Regions from separate parts of the Homo sapiens genome. Here region 2 is linked to region 1. The links are chromatin loops, found by intact Hi-C in ENCODE. Cell type or tissue: heart right ventricle. All regions are shown on one strand. Each heading gives the region's core, and the rest is flanking DNA. Links, peaks and the distances in the headings are about the cores only. Region 1 overlaps SCAMP1 (secretory carrier membrane protein 1). Region 2 overlaps LHFPL2 (LHFPL tetraspan subfamily member 2).

The links. A loop is a pair of places that touch in the nucleus more often than their neighbours do. Peaks named below come from ENCODE experiments on the same cell type or tissue, not always from the same donor. Only the 100,000 strongest peaks of a DNase experiment are listed, where the experiment ranks them.
Region 2: a loop joins it to region 1, with 2.6 times the contacts of the local background. A loop is called at or near these places in 36 of 110 quality-filtered maps.

What each region holds. Positions count from the first base shown.
Region 1 is chr5:78,466,667-78,469,588 of GRCh38, forward strand. All of the region lies in intron 8 of SCAMP1 (secretory carrier membrane protein 1), which reads left to right. Among named protein-coding and RNA genes, the nearest start is that of SCAMP1, 110 kb to the left of the region's middle. In heart right ventricle, for the core only: a CTCF peak has its summit at 1,268 (motif pointing right); no DNase peak of the experiment used is centred there.
Region 2 is chr5:78,637,049-78,639,970 of GRCh38, forward strand. All of the region lies in intron 1 of LHFPL2 (LHFPL tetraspan subfamily member 2), which reads right to left. Among named protein-coding and RNA genes, the nearest start is that of LHFPL2, 10 kb to the right of the region's middle. In heart right ventricle, for the core only: no CTCF peak of the experiment used is centred there; a DNase peak (open chromatin) is centred at 1,523; H3K4me3 peaks cover 472 bases; H3K27ac peaks cover 2,229 bases.

The DNA of each region.
Region 1 (2,922 bases), core at 91-2,590:
TGTTAAGAAGTTTAAATCTTCTCCAAAAAGTGGTAGTGAGCCATAGAAGAGTTTTAAGGAGGAGAGTAATTGAATTGATTAGATTTGAATTTTAGAAGCATTTATTCTGAAATACATTTGGGATTTGCGGGGCCGAGCAGTCGTACTTGGAAACACTTAGGAGACGGGCTAGGAAGCTGATTAGTAATGATGGTGGCCTGAACTGAGGAAATGTGAAGAAAATGTAGTCAAGAGAAAACGAGCAGGTAAGGATTAATCCAACTGGGCCTGGAAGTAGGGGACAAGATAAGACTCAAGGATGACACCCAGGTTTTTAGATGATGGACCATTCAAGAAGAGAGTACAAGAAAAATGGTTTGGGGATCAAGATGTTTTCCACGTTGACCTTGAATTTGGGGAGTTTAAATTAACTGGTGGGGCATTAAAATATAAATATTGAGTAGGCTTTTGTATATATGAGTTAGGAGCAAGGGAAGAACTTTAGGCTGGATTTCTAGACTGGAAAGTATTGACTTGTTGAAGTAAATGAAGCCTAGAAAGTGTATGGAGTCAGAAGAGGGCTTTGGGGAGAATACTCACAACAATTAAGACTCTGCTGTGGGTGAAGTATAAAGGGAACTTTAACCATCACTGGCAGTGGTTGAGGAATGTGTGGCACAGATGATCAATAGAGCCAGGGTGTGGAGGAAGTGTTTATTCTGTAGCTGTTCTATAATGAACTACTCTGTGCACACTCTGAATACTTTGACCAGCAGTTTTTTTCCTTTCCATTTTCCAGGTATACAGTTTTTCAGGATCCACCACACAAAGGAAAAGTTATAGAATGGTGCTCATATGCCAGGCATTGAAAAGAAATATGACTTTCTCGAATAAAAGTATTGATATGGATATCATGCAGCATACTCTAATATTTTGTTGTTGTTGTTGTTTTTACCTCATAGTTAAAGAAGTTACCAGAACTTCTGTTTATATGTGTTCACAAGTTCCTAAACTTCTCTGGGTCTCAGATTCTTTATCTGTGAAATAAGGAGTTTAGATGAGATGATTTTCTGTATGATTTTATGAAGTACGATAGGGATACTATAAGCTAAAATATAATTTGCACCAGCTTTCATATTTTAATAGCAGGCATTTCTCTTGCTGTAATAGAAATTAAGATCCAATTTTAAAAACCTAATTTTTCCTTTTTAATTTTCTGTTTCACACTTGGTCAAAACTGGCAGTTTAATGACAAAAAATCCTTTGCAGGTATGTAGCAGTATTTATAACCACTAGGGGTCATGCTTTTCAAGAACAGTTAATGCCCTCTAACCGTAATCTGTGCACGGTTTTGACTCTAGAATTGTTGGGTTTTATTAAGCTGTTCTTCTCTTAAGGTAAATGTGCTCTGTCCTATATATTTATCCTAATTGAAGTGAATAGGATTTTGGTAATTTCGTTGGCTTTCTGTTGTCTTGCATAACTGAAGTGGGTCATCATTGGTGCTGCAGGGCCCAGTATGAGATTGTGCTGTTTGTTTCCCCCACAGTGTTGTTTTATACTCCACATTTCAAATATTGAAAGAATATATGTCTCCTATACATCTGCATGGAGAAGGGTCTAGTTTAGTCCTTATCTTTCACAAATAGATTTCTTGTTTTCTTTCAGATTATTTCCAAATGGTGTTTTTACAAAAGCTCCTCTTTCTATTAGAACTATCAGAAAGAATTGAGTAATGGTTTTGGGCCAAGCAGGGAGTTGTTATAAATGTGTCAAATAACAGTAAATGAATGCATCACAGGAGACTATGGATCAGGGAATCCAAAACTTTTCCCTTCTGTTAATTGGTATGGCTAGAATAACTTAATATGGAAGTAATTAATAGATGATATATCATTTGTATTCCTTTTGGGACCTGATTTTGAATGATTATCACTTCCATGAAATTTGTTCATAGACTGTCATGTTCACATTAAGTAGTTTTTAATAGTGAATTTTTTGCATTTTGAAAGAATTTTAGAAAAAAGTTATTTTACCTCTTTAAAAAACAAGTTTTCTGAAGTGTTTCAAATCTTGTTTATTTACTACAGTATATATTCTGCAGATACTCATTTTTGTGGGAGCGCTGAATTGGGTCTATGATAGAGAACACTGTGATTAAGTCTCATTAGTTGGTGTTTTATGGTAAATGCTTTGTGAAGATATCCTATTATATATAAAGTGATAGTTTTCTTAGGTGAAAAGTGACTCTTACAGTTATCCCTCTATATGCAGGGGATTGGTTTCAGAACCCACACATCCATATACCAAATCTATGCATACTCAAGTCTTGGAGTCAGCCCTGCAGAACCCATGTATACAAAAAGCCTTCTGTGTACTTGGGTTTTACATCCCATGAATACTGTATTTTCTATGTGAGTTTGGTTGGAAAAAAATCACATATTATAAGTGGACCTGCCCAGTTCAAGGATTATCATCTATACTTTCTTGAAAATATTGTTATCATTCACCTCTCCCCCTTGTCTCTTCCACTTTGTAACTTTATTTATGACCTAGGATAGAAAGCTGATAATTCCACTGTACTATTTTTCTATAGTCACAAATAGGCATGCTACTTCTCTCTCAGAACCATTCAGCACTGTCGTCTTTGCTGACTAGGAATCAATTCTGGATGGTTCACATTGTCTATTAAAATAGTCATCCAGTTACTTGTCACCTTCTTCTAAGGGACACAGATAGAGTAATACTTTTGAATTCCTAGAAAAAAATGGCACTCTTGAGCAGATTGTTTATATTCTGTCCTCGGCTGATACTCTTAGTATATTCACCAAAAAAAAAAAAACTTTACCCCCAATTTTAATTTTGTTACCTTTTTCAATAAGTACTAAGCTAGCTACTTAATAGATCCCAAATCTAGGTTACTATAACTAAATTATTATTATC
Region 2 (2,922 bases), core at 323-2,822, 170 kb after region 1:
TTTTTCTAGAGCCTTCCTGATCATAAGAACCACCTAGAAGCTTTGTTTAAAAGACACAGATTCCCAGGACCCACTCCAGACCTATGAAGCCAAAACCCCGGGTAGGGTCTGGTCACATATGTCTAGCTAGCACCTTAGCAGAGTGTCAGGCAAGTTTCAGAAATAATGCTCCAAATGAAACAATAGGCAACCTTTTAAAAGCTTTGTAATCGCATAACCTTGAAGTTATAGGGTATGTGGGAAAATGCAGGTTTAATGGAAGGAAGTTAGAGCCTTCCTAATCTAGTTAAACTTATGGAATATAACCAACATGTAATGAGGAAATCATTTTAACTAGCTTGGGGGGAGGGGGGGAAGCCTTCCCCTATACCTTTACCATATCTCAACTGGAAGAGCTCATAACCTCCCTGCCCTAAAGGATTAAAGGCATCCCTGCACAGTGGCTCCCAACAGCTATTAAAGGCCCAAATGGAAGTGCCAGGGCTGAGGGCTCGCAGTCTCATCCTGATAGAGGCCAGCCCTAAGTAGCAGGTGACCAACTTCAAGTCAGACCTCACAGGCCCTCCTGGCATGCACGGTTCAGCCCTGACATTTCTCAGCCGCCAGATGCCTATTCCATAGTCTCTTTCATGCTCCAGTTTAATGTGAGGCCTTGCTATTCAAAGTGAGCTCCACGGGAGTAGCAGGGGAAGCATCACGGAGAGAGCTTGTTAGAGATACAGAATCCTAGGCCCTACCCAGCCCTGCTGTATCAGAGTCTGTATTTTAACAGGATTCCAGCCAATTCTTGGGCACAGTCAAGCTTGAGAAGCCCTCCTGATGGGGTAGGGACTTCTACCCACAACTCTGGAACATCAGCCTCCCCACTCGGGCACCAGCCTCTCAGAGGCCTTCCTCCCTCACACTGTTCACTCAAGTCTTGTCAGTGCTGGTTTGTCTTGGGGCCAGATCACCATCAGCAGGACCCAATGAATAGCTGACAACCCAAAGCCCAGTTTTTAGGAAGTTAAAAGGAGGCAATAAGGGCCGGGCGTGGTGGCTTACACCTGTAATCCTAGCATTTTGGGAGGCCGAGGCAGGTGGATCACGAGGTCAGGAGATTGAGACCATCCTGGCTAACATGGTGAAACCCCACCTCTACTAAAAATACAAAAAAATTAGCCAGGCATGGTAGCAGGCGCCTGTAGTCCCAGCTATTCGGGAGGCTGAGGCAGGAGAATGGTGTAACCAGGGAGGCGGGGCTTGCAGTGAGCCGAGATGGCACCACTGCACTCCAGCCTGGGTGACAGAGCGAGACACCGTCTCAAATAATAATAACAATAATAAATAATAAATTAAAAAACATAAAAAAGGAGGCAGTAAGTTCTGATTGTGTCTCACATTCTCATCTGGCTCTAACATCTGCCTCCCTTCGAGGGCAGGACTATAGACCTCGTGATCGTAAATCAGCAGAGACAATCCAAAGTCAAACAATACCATGGAATGCTGGCTCTTTGGTTCCAGCACAATGTTAATGAGGTCGAGGTCACGGGTATGATTAGCTTCCTCTGTATCTTGGCACAGACTCCAACCCTCTGCCCTCCGGCCGCCTGCAAAGGCTGACGCACCCTTGGTTACTAAGAGGACTGGAGGAGAATGACAAGGGGAGGCTAACAGAGCAGCACCAGTTAATGACTCAAAGAACCTGAGTGGCTGACGGGCTGCATGTATCAAAGAATGACTTGTGGCCCAGAGGGAAGGCTGACAAGACAGACGACCAGGTCAGAATTCAAAACTATCTGGACAGGCCAAACATGCCAGAACTGAGAAAGCTGAAATTTCACAAGAAGAAATGAAAGTCTCATGATCAAGGTTTCAAAAATCAAATATACACATCCCAAACTAGAGGAAATCTAATTGGATGGCAGTTATTAAGTTTTTAAAATTTTTTAAAACATTCAAGTTTTGTTGACCAATATGGATATTAAGAAAGCCAGAAGCCTCTTAGGACCAGAAGTCTAGTTTCCAGACCAAAAGGAGCAGTGGTTCTTGCCTAACATGGCTGGTCAGACTATCCTAAGAGGCCCCCCAGCCACCTGTCCACACAGGTGTACACACAAACTCTCACACCTTCCCACCACCACCACCATTGGGGTTCTTATTATTCAGTGTGGCCTCTTCACCCATACTGTCCCTGACTACAGCTCTTTTTGGCTTGGTAACATAGTGTAAACATTTCACACATCAGCTTAGTTCCCTCTCATGCTGCCCTTTCTTTACAATACACTTAAGCACAAGCTGGGAAAAACAAACAAACAAACAAACAAACAAAATGCATAAATAGTCAAGACAACCTAAGCACACCCACTTACCAAAAGGATTCAGATCAAAAATGACTTACAGTCACCAGTTTAAGCCGGCACACTATGCTACGAATTACAGCATGAATCCATGCAGAGTCAGTAATTAAGTCGGTAATTATGAGTTTTCACTGCAGAAGAACCCTGAAAGGCCCACTGTAAGAAGGAGCAAATGAAAGAGTATCTGTTTAGACATACCTCTCTAGAATGTAGAATCATCTTCTAAGAACGGACAGTTGGCCATTTTAAAAAAAAAACAAATGTGATTTTAGATTGTTTTTAAAGTTGTGAGCCATGTTTTTCTTACGTATCTATTTAATATACAAGTGTTAGTCATTTACAAATACAAAAACACTGCTTACTGGTAAGTTTGTAATTCCCAGACTATCCAGTCTGTTATTTTTAATTCAGAAAATGTGTTCTCTATGAGCAAGAGAAAGTTAATTTTTTAAGAAGTTATTTTGCCCTTAATAAGTGTGTGCCATGCACCACTTATCTGAAGATTGAATGAGGCTCCTGTGAATGCAATTACAGCCTTCCTTAAACAACTGGCTAAATGCCTTAAAACTAGAAAACATGTGAA